2 separate regions of the Homo sapiens genome follow, and region 1 is linked to region 2. A link is an interaction called in ENCODE POLR2A ChIA-PET data of the cell type or tissue named here. Cell type or tissue: HepG2. All regions are shown on one strand. Each heading gives the region's core, and the rest is flanking DNA. Links, peaks and the distances in the headings are about the cores only. Region 1 has its middle 62 kb from the start of C1orf53. Region 2 has its middle 9.5 kb from the start of C1orf53.

What was found. Peaks named below come from ENCODE experiments on the same cell type or tissue, not always from the same donor. Only the 100,000 strongest peaks of a DNase experiment are listed, where the experiment ranks them.
Region 1: POLR2A ChIA-PET joins it to region 2 with 5 read pairs; 2 of 35 experiments call an interaction of 5 or more read pairs at or near these places.

What each region holds. Positions count from the first base shown.
Region 1 is chr1:197,839,158-197,842,086 of GRCh38, forward strand. No RefSeq gene overlaps it. Among named protein-coding and RNA genes, the nearest start is that of C1orf53, 62 kb to the right of the region's middle. In HepG2, for the core only: no CTCF peak of the experiment used is centred there; no DNase peak of the experiment used is centred there.
Region 2 is chr1:197,891,711-197,894,639 of GRCh38, forward strand. No RefSeq gene overlaps it. Among named protein-coding and RNA genes, the nearest start is that of C1orf53, 9.5 kb to the right of the region's middle. In HepG2, for the core only: no CTCF peak of the experiment used is centred there; a DNase peak (open chromatin) is centred at 1,191.

The sequences.
Region 1 (2,929 bases), core at 283-2,782, 52 kb before region 2:
CTCAAGCAATGATATAAAAAACAGAACCACTGCATTACTAAAAGCAGTATTTTTCCTCGTAAAATTTAGATTTAGAGTTCATCAGGTGAGCCATTATGACACTTCCTGGGTTGCCTCCTGGGGCTATAATATTCCATTTTTAGTTTTACTTTGCCTTGCAGCAAAACAATCATTTAATTTAATGAGTGCTAGTAGAACAAGGCTCCATTCAATTATCAGGTCAGATTCCTCCTATTTTTTTTTCCTCATAGAAATGTGGTAAAATGCACAAAATTGAATTAAATTTATTTCTATTAAATATCTTACCCAATGGCACCTGAGTCATTGCTTCATATTTTAAGCTTCTTTCTAAGGAAAAGAAAATCACTTGTCAAAGGATTTATGTTTTGGGTAACACACCAAAGCAGTATGGGGGAACACACACACACACACACACACACACACACACACAGAGAGAGAACAAAAAAGCCACTTACATGAATTCCTTAAGATTTATTTATACCCAAGAGATATACTGAATTTGAGTCCTTGAAATATTTTCTACCTCTCCTCAAGGTAAAGCACAAGCTACATGAAATTCTTCACTTTTCTTATGTCAGCTCCCTGAATGAGAAGACTGCTATCAATTTTCTGATAGGCAAGCAAACTAAAATAGCAATCAGAGAACTTTGGTACTGGGGTGATATAGTTTGGCTGTGTCCCCACCCAAATCTCATCTTGAATTGTAGCTCCCATAATTCCCGCGTGTTGTGGGAGGGACCTGGTGGGAGATACTTGAATCATGGCGGGGACTGTTTTCCCCATACTGTTCTCTTGGTAGTGAATAAGTCTCATGAGATCTGATGTTTTTATAAGGGGAAACCCCTTTCACTTGGCTCTCCTTCTCTCTTGTCTGCCATTAAGTAAGATGTGACTTTTGCCTCCTGCCATGATTGTGAGGCCTCCCCAGCCATGTGGAACTGTGAGTCCATTAAATTTTTTTCTTTATAAATTACCCAGTCTTGGGTATGTCTTTATCAGCAGTATGAAAACGGACTAATACATGGAGTTTTGTTTTTGTTTTGCCAGTTTATGCATTAGCCAAGTAGCATATTTTCGGATTCAGCTTGCGTTTATTGAACCTACTATGTGCCAGTCACATTTTGTCATTTAGGACCCACAAGAGCAAGCTTAGGATCCTCTGCTACGAGGAATCAATGTCTGCTGTACTGTTCCTTCTTGGCACTCATCAAAACTACAACCAACTCATTATTAATGCAATTGTTTGTTTAGTATCTATTTTCCTCCATAGGCTATAAGCTTCACAAAGGCAGAATCTGTGTGTAAATTGTTCATTTCTATAACTTCAGTGCTTAACTCAGAGCACACAGTAAATATTGCTTGAATAAATGAGTTGACAAAAACAAAAACAAAAACTGAAGCTCAGAGGTTAAAATTGTACAAGACCATACTGTTTTGTTTTGTTGTTGTTGTTTTTTGAGATGGAGCCTCACTCTATCACCCAGGCTGGAGTGCAGTGGCGTGATCTCGGCTCACTGCAAACTCTGCCTCCTGGGTTCACGCCATTCTCCAGCCTCAGCCTCCCAAGTAGCTGGGACTACAGGCGCCTGCCACAACGCCCGGCTAATTTTTTTGTATTTTTGGTAGAAATGGGGTTTCACTGTGTTAGCCAGGCTGGTCTCGATCTCCTGACCTCGTGATCCGCCCGCCTCGGCCTCCCAAAGTGCTGGGATTACAGGCGTGAGCCACCACGCCCGGCCACAAGACCATACTGTTAAATGGCAGAGCTGTGTCTAGAACTCAGAGCTTTACTCCAAGAGGAGTGCCCGTTCTCATGTTATTTTCACTTATGTTTATCAGCTGCTTTTCAGAGATTAAGAGAATACAAGAAGGAACATGGAGGCGAAAGATGGCATCCCTGGCTTAACAAAGCAGTATAGAGGGTGTTTTATTCTCCCTGATTGCCCAAACTCCAGGTCTACAAGTCCTCTGTAGACTGTTATTTATTATTTTATTTTTATTTATTTATTTTTTATTTATTTTTAGAGACAGTGTCTCACTCTGTCATCCAGGCTTGAGTGCAGTGGTACGAGCATAGCTCACTGAAACCTCAAACTCCTGGGCTCAGATGATTCTTCCACCTCAGCCTCCTGAGTAGCTGAGACTACAAGCAAACGCCACCTAGCTGATTTTATGTTTTGTAGAGAGGGGTGTCTCACTTTGTTGCCCAGGACGGTCTCAAACTCCTGGCGTCAGGCGATCCTGCTGCCTCAGCCTCTCAAGGCACTGGGATTACAGGCTTTAGCCACTACATGTGGCCTTTTCTAGACTTTTAAAGAATACTATTTCTGCAGAGAAAGACCTCTGGACTTGCACACGCTACTTACTATAGAATAAGGTGGAATTCGTCAGGTTCCCTACTGTACACTGCCAAAAGAAATCAACTAGGAAAATGGCAAAACTGTTTCACTTGTAATTTGTCTCTTTTCTGCTGTGGGGTCCTAATTACAGGAGGTTCTAGGTTAGCCTGACTTGCTACAACAAGTTTAATACTTGAAAGTGGAAATGTTTAAACCATAAACATTAGTAGATTCTAAATATATTGTGTTTTTTATTTTAAAGCATTTCACAGGAATACATTTATAACATTCTTCAAAAGAAAAATCTTCATAGTGAGAAAAAGAATTTAAAGTTTTAATAGCACACAATAAAGTCTGAAATTGTTTTACAGCATAAAATCCTTCAAAGTAATTCAGGAATAAACATCATTTTTCCTGCAAGTGTGAGTCAGGGATAAACATTACAGTAAAACATACTGTAGAGGAGTTTGTGGGACAAAGTCTGCTACTTTGTTCTGGGTTAAGATTCTGAAGTACTCTCATTCACAGTAATGATTGCCAAAATATGGGGTCATTTTCCAAGAAATTTA
Region 2 (2,929 bases), core at 150-2,649:
GTGGGAGTACCACAAAAGCCTAGGTAATTAGTTAATATTTTATCCTACATGTACAGTTGTGATATTGAGGATTTCTGAACCAGAAAACGACAATAAAAATATGTGTACTATTTTGTAAATAGTGTTGAGAATGAATTAGAGAGAGAAGAGACTAGAGGCAGTAATTATAATTTAGGGAGCTTTGCAGTAACTTAGGCATGAAATGATAATGAACTAAACCATGTTAAATTATAATAGAAATTCAAAGGAAGGGAGACAAAGTATGAGAGAAGAATAAATAGAATTTGGTGATTCAGTTGGATATAGGATAAGTTACGGGAGAAAAAGGCAAGTATTTGGTGCCCTTAAATATATTTGATAGTGTGATAAAGACCAGTTCTCTCATTTGTAAAATTGAGATGATTATATATTTAATACTTATCTTAAAAGAATGTAAAAATTATAGTTTCTGAATGTACTTCAAAAATTATGTAAGACTATATAAATATTAGGGCATCTCGACCATATATAAGGATTTAATTTGGGTACTGCAACAGGAGCTAGTAGGTGTGTCTCTATTCCTTAAGGCTGTTATAGCTCGTTGTGTTGGGAACTGCTGGGAGAAGGGACATATACATTTTCCTGTGTTAAAGAAAGGTGTGAAGAGCAAAGGATAACAGTGGTAAGTCAGGAATGCAAAGTAGAGTTGAAGAATGAGGGAATATGAATGGTGAGTGAAGTAAACTCACTTCCAGGCTGAGTAGGTTATGTATCTTTCAGCAAACCTAAAGGATATATCTTACAAATAATTGCAGCAAAAAATAAAAGGAGCCTGATTTCTTGGATTACTACTTAATGGAAAACTGTCCAGGAGAACTGACTGATGAGAAATATCAACAATTGATTTTGGATAAGTAAAAAATAAACTTTTTCCCCTTTGCAGCTTTATCAAGGTAGAATTGACAGAAGCTTATATTTATGGTGTACAATGTGATGTTTTCCTATATGTATTTATTGTTAAATGATTAAATCAAGCTAATTTGCATATCCAACACCTCACATTTTTTTTTTTTTGTGGTGATAACTTTAAGATCTAATCTCTTTGCAATGTTTCAGTATACATTATTGTTAACTATAGGCACTATGATGTACAGTATATCACTAGGACTTACTCATCTTGCATAACTGGAACTTTGTACCCTTTGACTAATACCTCTCTGTTTTCCCCTCCCCCAAATCCCTAGCAACTATTCTATCTCTGCTTCTTTGAGTTTGACTCCTTTAGATTTCCCATATAAGTGGTATCATGTTGTCCTTCTGTGATTGGCTTATTTCACTTAGCATAATGTCCCCCAGCTTCATCAATGTTGTCCCATATTGCAGGACTTCCTCCTTATGGCTGAGTAGTTCTCCATTGTACATATATACCACATTTTCTTTATCCATTCATCTGTTGATGAACATTGTGGTTGCTTCTATGTCTTGGTTGTTCTGAATAATGTTGCAATAAATATGGGTATCTCTTCAAGATCCTGATTTCAATTCCTTTGGATAAATAACCAGAAGTGGGATTGCTAGATCATATTGTAGTTCTATTATTAATTTTTTGAGAAGCCTTCATATTGTTTCCCATAGTGGCTGTACCAATTCACGTTCTCACTGACAGTGTATGTTAGGGTTCCCTTTCCTCCATATCCTTGCCAACACTTGTTATTTTCATTTTATTATTATTGTTGGATAATAACCATCCTAATAGATACAATATCTCATTATAGTTTGGATTTACATTCCCAATTATTAATGTTGAACACTTTTAGCTATATTTACAAAATAGAATCCTATACATGATGAAAAGGAATGTGCTAAAGCTACATGAATTAACATAGGTGCATCTCACAAAGTTAACTGAAAAATCAAGTTTTATAAGGTTGTATAGCTGTATGAAATCATTTATGTAAAGTTGAACAACATAGAAAGCAATACTATATTGCTGAGGGATACTATATTGTTGAGCAATACTATATTGTTGAGGAGCAATACTACATTGTTGAGGGATATACATGTAGTGAAAGGGATATATGGTATCTTAGTCTGTTTCTGCTACAACAAAATATTCGATACTGGGTAATTTATAAATAACAGGAATTTATTTATCACAGTTCTGGAGGCTGGTTAGTCCAAGATCAAGGTGCCAGCAGATTCAATGCCTGGTGAAGGCTGCTGTTTCCAAGATGGTGCCTCTTGCTGCACCCTCACATGGGTGCAAAAGGGGGACAAAAAGGAATGAACAAAAAGGGGGACAAAAAGGAATGAACACTGTGTCTTCACAAGGCAGAAGGGAGGGAAGGGTAAAAGAACCTAGCTACTTCCCTCCAGTCTTTTTATAAGGACATTAGTCCCATTCATGAGGGTAGAGTGCTTATGACCTAGTCACCTCCCAGAGGCTCCATCTTATAATACCATCACATTATTGATTAGGTTTCAACACATAAATTTTGGAGGACCATATAACTAAAGCCATAGCACACCAGAAATGATAAATTCAGAATGTGGGGAGAAGAAATATGCTTGGAGTGGTATGCACAGGGAGTTAAAACTGTGTTTCTAATGTTTTCAACTGGGTAACAGGAATATGGGTATTGGTTATACTCTCTTCATATTTGTATGTGTGTTTGCATATCCATAATAAAATTTAAGAGGCACAAGAAAACTCATCCTTCCTCTTTCACTGGTGTGACAGTCCATCTGTATTGCTATAAAGGACTACCTAAGGCTGGATAATGTATAAAGAAAAGAGGTTTATTTTGGCTCACAGTTCTGCAGGGTGTACAAGAAACACAGTACCAGCATCTTCTCCCGGTGAGGCTTCAGGAAGCTTCCAATCATGGCAGAGGGCAAAGTGGGAGCCAGTGGGAGCCAGTATTTCACACGGTGAGAGAGCAAGAGCGAG